4 separate regions of the Homo sapiens genome follow, and all the other regions are linked to region 4. The links are chromatin contacts, found by Hi-C or POLR2A ChIA-PET in ENCODE. All regions are on one chromosome and are shown on one strand. Each heading gives the region's core, a stretch centred on a gene start or an enhancer-like site at or near the end of the contact. The rest is flanking DNA. Distances are from core to core; before and after follow the strand shown. Region 1 overlaps SUSD1 (sushi domain containing 1). Region 2 overlaps LINC02977 (long intergenic non-protein coding RNA 2977). Region 3 overlaps RGS3 (regulator of G protein signaling 3). Region 4 overlaps SNX30 (sorting nexin family member 30).

What was found. A loop is a pair of places that touch in the nucleus more often than their neighbours do. ChIA-PET counts read pairs that join two places held with the same protein, here RNA polymerase II (POLR2A). Pooled maps may share reads with other maps.
Region 1: a pooled map shows a loop between it and region 4 (6-fold over the local background). The contact joins two enhancer-like sites. A Hi-C loop is called at or near these places in 3 of 50 pooled maps. POLR2A ChIA-PET finds 5 or more read pairs at or near these places in 2 of 52 experiments (activated B cell and activated CD4-positive, alpha-beta T cell).
Region 2: a loop to region 4 is called in a map with no recorded cell type, with 10 times the contacts of the local background. The contact joins two enhancer-like sites. A Hi-C loop is called at or near these places in 2 of 37 single-sample maps with no recorded cell type and 4 of 50 pooled maps.
Region 3: a pooled map shows a loop between it and region 4 (9-fold over the local background). The contact joins two enhancer-like sites. A Hi-C loop is called at or near these places in 2 of 37 single-sample maps with no recorded cell type and 4 of 50 pooled maps.

What each region holds. Positions count from the first base shown.
Region 1 is chr9:112,060,144-112,062,843 of GRCh38, forward strand. All of the region lies in intron 13 of SUSD1 (sushi domain containing 1), which reads right to left. Among named protein-coding and RNA genes, the nearest start is that of LINC02977, 21 kb to the left of the region's middle. Within about 2 kb of position 1,293, at least 28 of the 41 ENCODE cell types and tissues checked have a DNase peak (open chromatin) inside an H3K27ac peak, as active enhancers do.
Region 2 is chr9:112,030,966-112,033,465 of GRCh38, forward strand. It overlaps LINC02977 (long intergenic non-protein coding RNA 2977), which reads right to left. Exons shown (of 3, transcript NR_186812.1): 2 at 103-200. Among named protein-coding and RNA genes, the nearest start is that of LINC02977, 8.2 kb to the right of the region's middle. RefSeq lists enhancers at 1,101-1,190, 1,321-1,610. Within about 2 kb of position 1,251, at least 4 of the 41 ENCODE cell types and tissues checked have a DNase peak (open chromatin) inside an H3K27ac peak, as active enhancers do.
Region 3 is chr9:113,515,848-113,518,547 of GRCh38, forward strand. It overlaps RGS3 (regulator of G protein signaling 3), which reads left to right. Exons shown (of 23, transcript NM_001394167.1): 14 at 1,694-1,777. Among named protein-coding and RNA genes, the nearest start is that of RGS3, 53 kb to the left of the region's middle. RefSeq lists enhancers at 1,388-1,637, 1,798-1,927, 2,329-2,618. Within about 2 kb of position 1,429, at least 10 of the 41 ENCODE cell types and tissues checked have a DNase peak (open chromatin) inside an H3K27ac peak, as active enhancers do.
Region 4 is chr9:112,808,228-112,810,927 of GRCh38, forward strand. The region is part of intron 2 of SNX30 (sorting nexin family member 30); the gene reads left to right. Among named protein-coding and RNA genes, the nearest start is that of SNX30, 59 kb to the left of the region's middle. RefSeq lists an enhancer at 2,323-2,700. Within about 2 kb of position 1,289, at least 3 of the 41 ENCODE cell types and tissues checked have a DNase peak (open chromatin) inside an H3K27ac peak, as active enhancers do.

The sequences.
Region 1 (2,700 bases), core at 43-2,542, 750 kb before region 4:
CATGAATCACTAGGTTAAGAAGAGGGAGCCCTCCTCCACAGTGGGTGTTGGATATGGAAAGTCTCCCCCCACCAGGTTCCCAAACATCCTAGGTATCCTCAGGGCCCTGATTTTCTTTCTTTTCTTTTCTTTTTTAAGAAGGGAGTCTTGCTCTGCTGCCCAGGCTGGAGTGCAGTGGTGTGATCTCAGCTCACTGCAACCTTTACCTCCCAGGTTCAAGCGATTCTTCTGCTTCAGCCTCCTGAGTAGCCAAGACTACAGGCACTCGCCACTATGCCCGGTTAATTTTTTTTGTATTTTTAGTAGAGATGGTGTTCCACCATGTTGGCCAGGCTGGTCTTGAACTCCTGACCTCTTTAGCTGGGGGAAGTTGTTGCACGTATCACTGCCCTGTGTGCCCACCTCTGCCTCCCAATGGGCTGGGATTACAGGCGTAAGCCACTGTGCCTGGCCCAGGGTCCTGATTTTCATAAAGTCTTGGCTCACTTTCAGCCAAGGGCTTTCTACAAAAGAGATAAAGTAAAACCCACAGGGCAATAAGTTGTCACCACCAGTAAACATTTATTAAGCATCCACTGCCTATGGGGAACACCTGTAACAACAAACTTGCCGGGAGACTTGAAGACATCCCTACATCATAGCCACAGGTAAGAAAGTAAATGTTGCAGCACCTCCATGCGGTCCATAAGTACATCTTTAAATCCCTCTCATCTTTCCATGCAGGTGGTGGTGGTCAAGAGCAAGGTCGAGGCTCACCTGTGCCCATTTGGTTCCGTACATTGCTCACTAGAGGCATCATCGACAGAGTATGAATCAGCTCCCCAATTAGCCTGACCGTAATCACCTGTGTTGCTTGATTATTATACAAATTCCCCGACCTCATACCGACCTACTGAATCGAAATCTCTAGGAGTAGATTCTGGGAATCTGTATCGCTGGTAAAGCTCCCAGGTGATTCCTATAATCTGGCAATGTGGGAGACACGAGCATTAAGGGAACCCAGCAACAGGCTCCATCCTCTGCCTAACATCAGCAACCTCAGCAGAGACTTGGTCCCAGGGACCTTGCTCCATTATGTACCCCAAGACACTGTCCCTAAATGGTGCACAAAGCAGACTCAGGCCTGTCTCACACACTGGCAAAGCTGCTGCCCCCCAGCTCAAACCAGGTAGTCAGGCTTAGGAAAACCACCCTGCCTGCTGGTAATTAGCCATGTGATGTTAAAGAAGCAGCTGTGGCTGTTTGGAATATGACTGTTCTGGAAGGACTTTTCTCCTCTTTTTCACCACCACACTCCCTCGAATGACTCACAGTTCTCCACTTCCTGTTTTGGAGGCGCTGGCCGGCATATAGCCACAAGGGTAAGCTGTCATTTGGCTTTTCTTTTGCATTATGTCATTATTTGACATAAATATCACATTTGTTCTTGCAAATGCTCTCAGGAAGTGACATCACAACTTCTGTTCTCTTTATAATGACAGAATTACAATGCCTTCTGGTAACTTGTCAAGAATCAGAACAATTTATACAATGTCCATCCCTGGAAAGATCTTTGCACATTTACTGAACTTAAATGAATATAAAAGCAGGAAAACCCTAAGTTTTATTATAAATGGATATACAGATAATATCGCCAGACTTTCTTTTTTGTAATTTTATAATATCTCACTTTTTTTTTTTTAACCTTGATTTTACCGAAGGGTCAGCAGAGACAAAGGCAATGTTGGTGAGGCCATGTACATTTTCATCTCCTTGAGCTGGTACTGTGAGCAAGCTGTTCATCTCTCCACGCCAACCTCAATCTTCCTCTCTAAAAAAGGGACTGATGCTACTTTCCTAATCCTGCCATGACCTTTGCAAATAAAACACTTAACTGAACACACTGTAGTCCTCCAACTGAGGTAAATTAATTCCATCCTAATGCCATCTGGAATCCCAGAAGCAGTCATTAATTATACAGTGTCTTGCCTGTAACTCAATACATGAAAAGACAAAAAGATTTACCTAAATGATCTTTTCAGAAACCACTGCACACCCCCCAAGATCAACCTTACATAAAGGGCAACATATTCTGCCTTTGGGAAATGAAACGATGCCCCTGACCCACCATCCATAAAGGATGTACTATGAGACATGAGTGCAAAGGACAATCCTGACATGTCCTAACATGCAACCGACGTTTACCCAGGGACCAAAGGAATGGATGTAATTTCTTGAGCTAAACTGCCCAAATGCTTGTATATAGGGTCCTTTAGAAGTCTCTCTATGTGGCCGGGTGTGGTGGTTCAAGCCTGTAATCCTAGCACTTTGGGAGGTTGAGGCTGGTGGATCACCTGAGGTCAGGAGTTCAAGACCAGCCTGACCAACATGGCAAAACCTCGTCTCAACTAAAAATACAAAAATTAGCCAGGTGTGGTGGTGCACACCTATAATCCCAGCTACTCAGGAGGCAGTGGAAGGAGAATCACTTGCACCCAGCAGGTGGAGGTTGCAGTGAGCTGAGATCGCAACACTGTACTCCGGCCTGTATGATGGGAGTGACACTCCATCTCAAAAAAATAAAAAATAAAATTTAAATTTTAAAAAAAAGAAGTCTCTCTCACCATTAGAAAGGATGCTGGTTGGGATTAAAGGCCAGTCTGTACCCAAGGAAACAAAAGAGGCCCCAACTGCATTGTTCTAACCACCCAAGTGCAGCCA
Region 2 (2,500 bases), core at 1-2,500, 780 kb before region 4:
ACCATTGCACTCCAACCTGGGCAACAGAGCAAGACTCGGTCTCAAAAAAAAAAGAAAAGGTTGAAGATGTTGTGATAACTAGTATATAAAAAAAAATCTCACCTGCCATTTTGATAGTGAAAATTTTGGTCAGCTGTCTGATGCCCACCCAGCTTTCTACTCCAGTGTTCTCATGTTCCTCATTTGTTGCTTCACTTTCTCTGGTACAAAAACAAAAACAAAAATACAGGTGTGACAGCAGAAGCCCAGACAGCAAAAGCAAGAAAAGACAAATGGGATTATATCAAACTAAAAGTTTCTGCAGAGCAAAGGAAACAATCAACAAAATAAAAAAGCAATCTATAGAATGGGAAAAAATATTTTTAAACCATATATCAATAAAAAGTTAATATCCAAAATATTATATGTAAGGAACTAATACCACTCAACAGCAAAAAAAAAAGCAAGTTACCTGATTTTTTAAAAATGGGCAAAGAACCTGAATAGATTTTTTTCAAAGAAGATATATAAGTGACCAACAGGTATATGAAAAGGTGTATGACATCACTAATCATCAGGGAAATGCAAATCAAAACCACAATGAGCTTTCACTTCACATCCGTTAGAATGGCTATTAACAAAAAGTCAAAAGATAACAAGTGTTGATGAAGATATGGAGAAATGAAACCCTTGCACACTGTTGGTGGGAATGTAAGTGGGTACAGCCACTACGAAAAACAGTATGGTAGTTCCTCAAAAAATTAAAAATAGAACTACGGTATGATCCAGCAACCCCACTTCTGGGTATATACCCAAAAGAAATAAAATCAGTATGTGGAAGAGGTTATCTGCACTCCCATATGTATTACACAGTCGTTCACAATAGCCAAGACACGGTATCAACCTGAGTGCCTGTAGACAAATGAATGGATAAAGAAAATATTCATACACACACATGAATATCATTCAGCCAAAAATGAAGGCGGCTAGGCATGGTGGTGCATGCGTGCAGACCCAGCCCCAGCTAGTTGGTAGGCTGAGGCAGGAGGATTGCTTGAGCCCAGGAGTTCAAGACCAGCCTTATCTCAAAAACAAACACAAAACAAAGCAAAAACAGAAAGAAGGGGAAGAAGGGGAAGAAGAAGGGGAAGGAGAAGGAGAAGGAGGAGGAAGAAGGAAGAAGAGGCAGAGGAGGAAATCCCTGTCATTTGCAACAACATGCATGAACCTAGAGGACATAATGCTAAGTGAAATAAGCCAGACACAGAAAGGCAAAGGCAAACACTGCATGATCTCACTTGCAGGTGGAACCGAAACAGAAGAACTCATAGAAACAGAGAGCAAAAGGGTGGTTACCAAAGTTAGGGGTTGGGGAGGAATGGCGAATGTTGGTCAAAGAGTACAAACTTTCAGTTACAAGATGAATAAGTTTTGGAGATCTAATGTATAGCATGGTGACTAGAGTTAATAATGTATACCTGAAATGGGCTATAGGAGTAAATCTAAGTGTTCTCACCACACACAAAAAAGGTGAGGTGATGGATGTGTTAATTAGCTTGATTGAGGTAATCATGTCACAGTGTATAGGTGTATCATATCATCACATTGTATGCCTTAAATACATAAAACTTTTATTTGCCAATTATACTCCAATAATGCAGGACAAAGTATACAGGTCTGACATCCAGAGAAAAATATCAGCAGACTTAAAATATCTGATCATTTTCCCCCGGAGGAGGATTGTACAGTTTTTTTAATTGATGAGTAACAATTTTATGTAGTAAGCCTATTCACTCTCTGTTAACCACATTTATTGCAAACAAGTTTTTCCCAAATGTTTAGACATTTATTCCTACTTATTCTCACACTTCCCTGATAATTCACTGAAATTGCGATCAAGGCTTTATTCTCAGCAGGAAGTACTTGTACTTCTCTAAGTGACAGACAGGCTTAAAGAGTGGGCTCAAGGGTGGACCAAGGGCAACTGCAGATAGGCCAATTAGACAAAAACATTCAGGAAACTGGTAGTTAAAATAAATAAATTAAGCCTGTGGTGATTCAGCAAGCTTATTTCTGGAAATAGTTTTTTTTTAATCTACATACTTTGGTTTTAGAGTATGTGGCATAAATATTGAATGTGGAGCATTTCCAAAATACAATATAACTCAGACTAACTTAAATAATGATTCCTTTTACTGTGCATCAAACCTCACTTTTTTGTGTTATGGATGACTAAAAAACAAGTTTTCTTTCTTTATAAGCATTAGTTTTATTAAAGCAGTTGTAAATGGTTCTATAACCACCCTTGCAATGGGGCTCCTGAGGGACTTCCTTGAAATTAGATTGGAAATTCACTGAGATCAGAGGACATTGGAGCTTTCCAGTTGGAAAACACTTGAAAGTTCAGTCTGGCTGGGCATCCTCTCTTTTGGACCCAATCTCCGGTTCTCATTTCACTTGGAAAGTACCTGCTTAAAAGTTTACTTTCTTGTTGCTCAATTTAGACCATTTATTTTCCTTT
Region 3 (2,700 bases), core at 179-2,678, 710 kb after region 4:
ACTCTTCTTTTATATGGGTATACTGTATTTATTTAACCAGTTCTGTATTCAGATACTTCTGTCTACTCTTTTGCTATTGTAAATAACCCTGTGATGAAAATCCTTGCGCATGGATTGCCTCTCTGATTATTTTCCTTGGGAGAGATTGCTGAAAGGGAAATGACTGGGTCATGGGTCATAAACATTTTAAAGGCTCTTTACACATATTGACAAATTGCTTTGCAGGAAGATTCTAATGGTTTATCGTCTTATCAGCAGCATAGACATGACTTGGCCCCACGGGCTTCATTTCTGCCTGTGCCTCTCTGGTCTCCCTGGCATCCCAGTCTGAGCCTGTCACTGTCCAGTAGGCACACTTTGTTAGGATGCAACACATCTCTGGGAGCTCACACGCCTCCCCTTAGACAGCTCTGTCAGCAGGGCCTGGCCTTAGCCTTTCTGTGGGTCTCTTCTCTTTCTTAGCATGTGACACAAAGTTCTTGGCATCTACAATGTCTAATTTTCTTTCTTTTTCTTTTTTTTTTTTTGAGATGGAGTTTCACTCTTTTTGCCCAGGCCGGAGTGCAAGGGTGCGATCTCGGCTCACTGCAACCTCCACCTCCCAGGTTCAAGCAATTCTCCTGCCTTAGCCTCCCAAGTAGCTGGGATTACAGGTGCCCACGACCATGCCTGGCTAGTTTTTTGTATTTTTAGTAGAGACGGGGTTTTACCATGTTGGCCAGGCTGGTCTCGAACTCCTGACCTCAGGTGATCCACCCGCCTCGGCCTTCCAAAGTGCTGGGATTACAGGCATGAGCCACCACATGCGGCCTGTGTCTAATTTTCATGTTCATTTTAATATTTGTATAAGAAACTACTTCTATTTAAGAGACAGTCTCTCGCTGTGTCCCCCAGGCTGGAGTGCAGTGGTATGATCACAGCTCACTGTAACCTCAAGCTCCTGGCCTCAAATGATCCTTCCACCTCAGCCTCCCAAGTAGCTGGGATTTCAGGTCCAGCTTGCTATTTGTTTCATGATCTTTCTTTAAGCACCTTGCTTGATGTCATGTACTTAGAAGCCATATTAGAAATATACAGTCATAAGGACAAGTCCTGCTGGGTAATCCAGAGCTTAGGGAGCTTCCTCTGGGCTGGGCTGGGCAAGGTGAGGGAGTAGGGTGAGAGGTTTGGGTGATAATTGACCCTTGGGGGATTGCCTGAGAAGGAGACAGTTCAAGTGTGCTATGAGTGCAGAGCAGGGACTGGCCTGGCTTTGAAGGGACTCAAGTGACCAAATCTCTTGGCATGTGGCTCTCAGGATGCCTCTTGGTCCTGTGAGGCATGAACAGGATAGATGGGGGATGGCGGGGGCTGGGAGGGCCCAGGAGCCCAGTGCAGTGGGGGGTGAGAGCTGGGGCTGAGGACTGCAGAGGGCCTAAGCCTGTGGTTAGACTTCCTGTCAATGAGTGTAGCTCTCACGGTGAGGGTTGATGGGGAAGGTGGCAGCAACAGTTCCACAGGACAGCAGCGTCTCTCTTTCTGTTTCCATCTTATGTATGAGGGGGTGTGTGGGTTCTCGGGTCGGTGGCGGGCTGACAGTCTTCTCTGGGTCAGAGGGTTCTCTGTGGCTGGCTTTGACAAGCTGCTGCTTCCTCCCCCCGGGTCCTCACCCAGCCTCTTTTTGAACTGCCCACTCAGCCTGCTTTATTTCCAGCCTCTAGATCTCTGTAATCCTGCCCGGACCCTCCTGCTGTCAGAGGAGCTGCTGCTGTATGAAGGGAGGAACAAGGCTGCCGAGGTAAGACTTTCACCTGCATTTTTTAGGGGGCTTTCTGGGTGGGCTTCATTGGCATTCTCCAGGCCCCTCACTTTGGTCTCTTCCTGAGTATCTTAGAATTGTACATTCTCAGGGTAGGGGAGACCTGAGAAGGACCCCGCCACTCTCCCTAGCAAAGGCTACCCAGCTTTTTCTTGTACATCTCCTTTCAAAAGCTGTCGAATCCTTCTTTGATGGTTAGAAAGTTTCCCCAGCCCCTAAAGACACCCCATTGTTTATCCCACCTTCCTCTCAGGAGCAGAAGAGATGGCAATTTACCCTGGCTGTGGGGAGTGACTTTGGTGGCAGGAAGAGTAAAGCTATTAGCCAAAGTGAATTTTTAGACCAGCATCAGTTTACCTGAGTTTTCTGGGCCTGTTTTAACCCAAATCCCATGTCCTCTTCTGAGAGACGAGTCTATGATTTCGCCTGGGTTGTAGCTCTGCCTGTGGGGTGCTGACATGGGACCTGTGTCACCCTTCCTGGGAGCTGGCCTGGGATGCTTTTCTCTAATTGGGAGAACTTCATTCATCTACACAACCCCAGAGCTGGTCAGTTCAGTCTCTGAGCTTAAACTACTTGGGTACAGAAGTTGGAGCCCTGGGCTCTGCCCTGGCTACCTGGGGCCATGGGGTGAGGGTAGCAGGCTCTTTGCAGATCAGGCCCCAATGTAGAGCTGCCTTGGCTGAGTCGAGTGGCAGCTTGGGGTAGTGGAAAGATCAGGAAACTTGGAGACAGGAAGTTTGTATCGAGACCCAGGTCTGCTGCTGGCTCACATGTGATTTCTTCCTTCTTCCTCAGTCTTTCCATCTGAGCAGTAGGTATGTGTGTATTTGAGGCAGTAAGGGCAGGGTCAGAGGTTGGTCTGTAAGGACGCTTTAAACCTCAGCCTTCTGGGACACTAT
Region 4 (2,700 bases), core at 39-2,538:
TAATGGTCAGAGGACAAGGTTGTTCAAATGCTTTGCTTTATTACCTTAAGGCTTTGATGCTCTAGTCCTAATTCAGATTCCTGATGACCAGGGCTGGACAAAGTACAGAGCTCTTTTTGCCTGAGCTAAAATAAGTGAAGGCTGACAGCCAATGTAGGCAAAGAATTATCCACCCAAATCTAAGGTAAAAGTATCTTCTCTCCCCAGTGGTGGAGAGCCAGTTTAGGCCTTCTTAGGGCAGGCAGCTTCTGGCTCTTTTTTTCTGGAGACTACAAGAAAGTAACATCATAACAGCAGCTAGTTATTGGACACTTACCATGCACTGTACTTTTTTGCAGTTGAAACCCTTTTATTTTTATGTTATATAAGTAATGTATGTTCATTGTAGAAAAAAAAGAAAGTTCAAGTAAGCTAAAACACTAAAGAATGCCTATACGCTCACCAGCCAGAAATAATTGTTGCTGACTTTCTATACTACTTCATCCAGTTTTACAAAAACGAGTATTTTGTATACTGCCAATTCACTTAATACATTGTGAACATGTTTCTATGCTAGGAAATGCCAGTAAGCATGCTTTTATGCTATTGTTTATAAGACTGCAATAGCGTTCCATTGTATGGATGTGCCCTCATTTATTTTGTGCTAAATGCTTTACGTATATTATCAGTTAATCTTCACACTCAATGAAGTAGATATAAATACTATTATCTTACAAATGAGAAAATTGAGAGACAGAGATGTTAAGAAAATTGCTCAAAGACATGCAACTCATGGGTGGTGGAGCTAGAACTTGAGTCCAGGTCTCTCTGATTCTAAAGATAATAAATATTAATAATCTTGCCCAAAAGACATGATTTTCTTTCTTTTTTTTTTTTTTTGACAGAGTCTTGCTCTGTTGCCCAGGCTGGAGTGCAGTGGTATGACCTCAGCTCACTGCGGCCTCCGCCTCCCAGGTTCAAGCGATTCTCCTGCCTCAGCATCCTGAGTAGCTGGGATTACAGCACTGTGCCTGGCTAATTTTTTGTATTTTTAGTAGAGATGGGGTTTCATCATTTTGGACAGGCTGGTCTCAAACTCCTGACCTCAGGCGATCTGCCCACCTTGGTTTCCCAAAGTGCTGGGATTACAGGCGTGAGCCACTGCGCCTGGCCCAAAAGACATGATTTTCAAGAGAGGGATGGCCCCGATACCCAGCACTGTGGTCCAGTAGCATGGCCTGTGTGGTTGAAACTGACAATACAGAAGTAGGCTTGAGGGTGAGGAAACAGAGGCGAGCCTTCAATTCCCTTCAGGGTTTATTATTTTCTTGTGTTTAGCCTCATTACCAGTGGTGTGTAAAAAAAAAAAGAAAAAGAGTCATAACACCCCAACTAGTTCCTCTTTCTAAATGCCTCAGTGGTCAACAGAGTCTAAATGCTGCTCCGAGGCTGAATTATGTACAATGCAAAGTGGACGTTAGTTTAATGACACAGTTATTGCTGGTTGTGGTGTGAGCAGTTTCATTGGTGTAGTGATGCAGAACCCAAGTGGGTTAGAGTGAGCGAGGGGTAAGAGAGAGAAGAGTGTTAGAATTCTGGCAATGAAAACAAGCATAGAGAGCAGTGGTCAGAAGTGGGCATGGGTTTGAGGGAGAGGGAGGCTTTTTTTTTTGGACTGCTGCTGTTTTTAAGGATGAAAGAGACTTGTTTAACTGCCAGTTGCGCAGTATTGGTAGAGAAGAAGGCATTAGGTTGAAGATTGGAGAGTAGGATGGAGGCTCCTGGGAAGGCGGAGGAAGCTAGAATTGCCACCGAAGGGGCGGTGTACTTTTTCCATTGTTTGTGGAGAAGGAAGGGAAGTTTGTTTTGTGGCAGGAAGTTAAGGGGTTCTTTGCTTATATCTGGAGTTTTCTCTCTGAATAGATGATGAAGCCTTCTAAGGGTGGGGGTGGTTTGAAGTGGGGATTAGAAATTTTCACAACTTTTATGGGCTTTTTGATAAATGATTTGGACAGTGTGGGAGTGAGCTGACGTAAGGGAGTATGAAAAGGGTGCCTGGCAATGTTGGAGGGTCTGGTTGTAGAATGTATCGTGTCTGTCCGTGTGTTTGCTTGATTTTGTTTCTCCTCTAGCAGTGTGCTCACACACCCAGGTCTGGTAGAGCAAGTGGGTTTTTACGAGTTGGGTGAATGGGCAGTGGGGAGGGAACAACATTTAGATATTGCTGTAAGTGATTGAAGTTCTGGGCCATGGAATGGATGCTGAGTAAAGAAGGAAGGAAGTAAAGACATGAATGGATGGAATGTCAAGGAACTTTAGGTCCCAAGAGGCTGAGAAACCAAGGATGTTGGGAAGAGGAAGAGCCTGAAATATAGGGGATGCCGTTTAGAGGGAGATGTGTGGGTTTCTCCCTGGTGACGGTCTGGGAGAGGCTGTGGAATGGAAGGAAACATTGCTTGCTTAGAGGCTGGTGTTGTATGTATGAGCCACCTGGATCTCGAGGGCACTTAGGTTGTGGAAGGGCTTGGAAAGGAAGCCTGAGAGCCAGCTGCTTGAATCTTCAGGGCATCAGGAGAAATGGCAGAGCTGTCAGTGGATGACAGCTGTGCGGGAGAGATACAGGATGTATGTCACTGGATGGCACGAGCCTCAGAAGGGTTTTCACAGGGCGGTTGGGGAGTGGTGGTCAGGAGCTGTGTGGAACGAGGAGCATGTCAGCAG